Regions from separate parts of the Homo sapiens genome. Here region 2 is linked to region 1. A link is a loop called in an ENCODE intact Hi-C map of the cell type or tissue named here. Cell type or tissue: PC-9. All regions are shown on one strand.

Evidence for each region. Peaks named below come from ENCODE experiments on the same cell type or tissue, not always from the same donor. Only the 100,000 strongest peaks of a DNase experiment are listed, where the experiment ranks them.
Region 2: it touches region 1 in a loop (20-fold over the local background); 8 of 110 quality-filtered maps call a loop at or near these places.

The regions. Positions count from the first base shown.
Region 1 is chr6:136,844,732-136,847,231 of GRCh38, reverse strand. PEX7 (peroxisomal biogenesis factor 7) reads right to left here. Exons shown (of 10, transcript NM_000288.4): 4 at 1,540-1,617; 5 at 1,051-1,159. Among named protein-coding and RNA genes, the nearest start is that of PEX7, 23 kb to the right of the region's middle. In PC-9, a CTCF peak has its summit at 991 (motif pointing left); a DNase peak (open chromatin) is centred at 991; H3K27ac peaks cover 689 bases.
Region 2 is chr6:137,636,373-137,638,872 of GRCh38, reverse strand. No RefSeq gene overlaps it. Among named protein-coding and RNA genes, the nearest start is that of LINC03004, 28 kb to the left of the region's middle. RefSeq lists a silencer at 1,490-1,549. In PC-9, no CTCF peak of the experiment used is centred here; a DNase peak (open chromatin) is centred at 1,522; H3K4me3 peaks cover 361 bases; H3K27ac peaks cover 1,024 bases.

The DNA.
Region 1 (2,500 bases):
TCTACAAAAAACTTAAAAACAAATTTACAAGAAAAAATCAAACAACCCCATCAAAAAGTGGGCAAAGGATATGAACAGACACTTCTCAAAAGAAGACATTTATGCAGCCAACAGACACATGAAAAAATGCTCATCATCACTGGCCTTCAGAGAAATGCAAATCAAAACCACAATGAGATACCATCTCACGCCAGTTAGAATGGCGATCATCAAAAAGTCAGGAAACAACAGGTGCTGGAGAGGATGTGGAGAAATAGGAACACTTTTATACTGTTGGTGGGACTGTAAACTAGTTCAACCATTGTGGAAGACAGTGTGGCGATTCCTCAAGGATCTAGAACTAGAAATACCATTTGACCCAGCCATTCCATTTACTGGATATATACCCAAAGATTATAAATCATGCTGCTATAAAGACATGCATATGTATGTTTACTGCGGCGCTATGCACAATAACAAAGACTTGGAACCAACCCAAATGTCCAACAATGATAGACTGGATCAAGAAAATGTGGCACATATACACCATGGAATACTATGCAGCCATAAAAAAGGATGAGTTCATGTCCTTTGTAGGGACATGGACAAAGCTGGAAACCATCATTCTGAGCAAACTATTCCAAGGACAGAAAACCAAACACCGCATGTTCTCACTCATAGGTGGGAAGTGAACAATGAGAACACTTGGACACAGGATGGGGAACATCACACACCGGGGCCTGTCATGGGGTGGGGGAAGGGGGGAGAGATAGCATTAGGAGATATATCCAATGTAAATGATGAGTTAATGGGTGCAGCACACCAACATGGCACACATGCACACACATGTAACAAACCCGCACGTTGTGCACATGTACCCTAGAACTTAAAGTATAATAATAAAAATAAAAAAATAAAAATAAAAAAAGAAGTAAAGTCTTAAGAACACAAAAGAATAGTAATATTCTCCTGTTTTCTCTCTGAAGCTAAGGTACACAGCGCCACCTAATGGTAAAAACAAGGCCACCATTCACTACAAGTAAGGCTTTTGGTAAATACAGAATAATTTACCTGAGGCTGAAGCAAAACAACCAGGGATGTGGGGAGACCAGATTGTGCTATAAATAATACTTTCATGGCCTCTAAAGGTGCACAGAGACTTTCCAACAGTTGGATCCCACTACAAATAAATGAATAGATCAATTACTTGAGGGATAAATTCAAATTTATGCTTTTACATATACTACATACACCAATAAACTATATACATTTATATATATGCATACAATATATATACAGATCTCAAGGATTTTTAAAGATCTGTTTTGATATAAAGCAAGACTGTATTTAAGGGCCAAACTAATGCTGAGCTAACTATTAGTTCACAGCCAAAAGATTAGAAAATTTTAAGTTCTAATAAGTGTTTTAATTTTTTTTTTAAAAGAAAGCTCAGCTGTCGAATCATAGAGCTACAGAAGTATGTTGGAAAAAGAGAAGAAAATTTAGTGGAAGCTCTAGAGAAGGGAATATTCGTTTTTGAATACAATAATGCTAACATACCAATTTGACAGTTTGATCCCATGAGCCAGACACCACAAGCTGTTCACCTCTGGTTTGGCTCCAATCAACACTATACACCTAAAAACATTGAAAAGTGTTTAGAAAGCAAAAGACCATCAAGTTCAACATTGCATTTTATCTCTTGTTACATAACAATGAGAGGCAGAACAACTAATTTACTATGTCAAAACATCAAATAATTCCTATCCATCTCAACAAGGTGTCTGAGAAATGAAAAGTTGATCTTGTCCATTCCTCCAGACTTATTCCTTACAGATAAGACTCCATTCTGCTTTCACAGAATTCTACAGTATACTTCCAAACCTTCTTCACTAAAACAAATTATACATATTTTAAAACCTACCAACAAATCACTGTTTGCAGCCCCACGAAGAAATGTCAAAGCAGATTAGAAAGTTAGTCATCTAAAAAAGCTTGCTGGGTCAATGTTTATTGGAAAGCATTAAAATTCAATTAATATCCCTATCTGGCCTTTCTTAGAAAAAGCTTGCAGGAACCAGGTGATCCTTCCAGATCTCTTGGTAAACAGTTTTAGTTATCCAATGCTGCTATTCTAAAGTATATGCTTCACTGCTCTCAGTGAACCATTTCAAATGAACTACTTGAAAACTTTTGGAAATGTTTTCATTCTTTCATTTTATACAACAGATTATACACAGATCACTGCTGTAAACTAAGTTCAACAAAATATGTGCATAATTATACTTTATGAAATTAGTCCTGACAAGGACCTGAGTATATGCCATTGGTATATCACATTGGTGATCAGCCAGCAGGTTACTTTGAATCTTACTACTCTCTCCCACATATACGTAGGAAGTATGAGTATCTGGGCTTAAGCCGCTTACATGTGGGTTACTTTCTCTCTGCTGCCCAGTACTATATTGAGCCATGTTGGAGGCTGAGGAAAAAAAACATCAGTAATACTGATCCCGTCACT
Region 2 (2,500 bases), 790 kb before region 1:
CAGTCTTGTTGCAGAGCCTGTGTACTAACTTATATGCTCCTCTGATATACAGACATTATTTTTTCAAAACAATGGCCCCAGGTAGTAATGGTACTATTCTTATATCTTCTGTTTTGAGGGGATCTGCGACTCTGGCTCGGGCATTCTCTCAGCTCTCCAGTCGTTGAAGGATTTCTCTCTCTCTCTCCATCTCTCTCTCTGGCTCTCACTCTCTCTTTCTCTCTCTGCCACCACACACATGCAATTCAGTTATACATTTGTTCAATTAGGCCTAACCTCCAGTGCAAGGAAAGCAGCAAGCTTTACACTGCTTTCCCATTGGAGGGGCAATAGGCACTCAAGTCTGTCTTCTCCATGAAAGGAAGTCACAAATTTTCACTGAACTCTTCCACAATCAGCATAAAATAGTTATTTAGGGTTTGCAAATAGAAATAGAGAAAATTTTCATTGTGAACTGTCTTCCTTTCCAAAATTTTTTGTGTTTTGCTGTTGTTTATCTTGTTTTCTTGAGATAAATGTTTGTGTTTCTCATTTCCCCTCTTGGCCAGTTTTTCGGTATAAAAATTTTTGAAGCTGATACTTACAAACTTCTAACTCCTCTCTTCCTTTGGGCTTAGATACTTACCCAAACTGGAACTATATTTAAAAGTCTCCTTAATTGCAAGACCTTGACTTTATAGAGGTAAAAGGTCAATTTTAAAACCCATACCCTATACAGTAACCTAACTCAATTCAGGTGCTTTGATTGGTTCACTGCTTTGACAATTACAAGAAACACCACTAGCATCTGAAGAAATTGAAATCCCAGGACTGTCTTCACATCTAAATCCACAATGGTGCCTGGAGCAAATCATGGATCAAAATATCTGATTGGCCAACAACTGACTGGTAATTGTCCATAATTGATTCTCCTGTAAAGTGCAAATGATAGTTAGTTAACAGCAAAGAAATTGAAATATCCTCTCTTTAATGGTAAATTTTATATCTTCATTTAATTTTCAAAAGGCAGGAAAAATATTTTATAAATATCAACCTCCTAGGTCAATTTCTAAAACTTCCAACTTAATAATTGTTTAATATATATTTTGAGTTTTTTTTCTTCATGCAGCATGTATGTTGAGGTCACAGTATGTGAACAGATGGAATATATGGCAGGGGCCAACTAATTAACATTAAAGACAGGGGACCCATTGTCTTTCTATAACTCCCATCCATCTACCTTCATTTCTGTCACCATGGTACCTAGTGGTTCAATTACTGAGTGTTGTGAATAAACTATTAAACAAAACCAACTCCATATAATGCTGCTACTTGATGTTTAAGAAGCTATGCTTGAATATTTTCTAAATCACTGAAACCTTCTCAATAATTTCCTCTGATAAAGGAGGTGAGACTGTAGGGGTTTTTGTGCAATTTATTTAGTTTACAGACCAGTGGAGTGGGAACTGGCATATTTTAAATTGCATCATTGACATTCTTGTGGTTTCTAGCTGCAAGGGCCAACTCTAGAATGCCTCTGAGGTTGAGCCAAAGGAGCATGAGAAAGCATGTGGTTCTTATAAGCCCATATCACATGTAGCATGCTGGGGATTTCAAAAAAGCAGGCATTCTCCAGACTTGAATTAACTCCTGCTTCTTCCCAGAGCAGCCATTTCCTCATAGACTCGGATGGAATCAAACCAGGAAGCTCTAAGCAGCATGAAAGCTCTCAAATGTGACCTGTGAGTTTTTCCTAAGTTTTCTTGGCAGCCTGTGGCAGAAGAGCACTGAAAATAGATGCAATAGAATTACCATGTGATCCAGCAATCCCAGGTATATATTCAAAAGAATGCAAAGCTGGATCTCAAAGAGATATTTGCACACCCGTGTTCATTGCAGCACTATTCACAATAGTCAAGATGTGGAAACAACCCAAATGTCCATCAACAGATGAATGGATAAAAAAAAATATGGTATATACACACAATAGCACATTATTCAGCCTTAAAAAAGAAGGAAATTCTGTTATATGCTGCAACATGGATGAACATTAGGAAAGGAGAATGGTGGTTGCCAGAGGCTGGGGGAGGGGGAAATGGACAGTTGGTGTTCAATGAGTGTAGTTTCAGTTTTGCAAGATGGAAAGGTTCTGGAGACCTGTTGTATAACAATGTGAATATACTTTACACTACTAAATTGTACATTTAAAATGGTTAGGATGATAAATTTTATGTTATGTGTTTTTACCACAATTTTAAAAAATACAGTTGACCTTCAAATAACACAGATTTAAACTGCATGGGTGCACTTATACTCAGATTTTCTTCCACCTCTGCCACCTTTGAGGCAACCAGAACAACCCCTCCTCTTTCTCCTCCTCCTCAGTCCACTCAACATGAAAATGATGAGTATGAAGACCTTTATGATGATCGACATGGCACTTAATACATAGTAAATATATTTTCTCTTCCTTATGATTTTCTTAACAATATTTTTTTTCTCTAGCTTACTTTATTGTAAG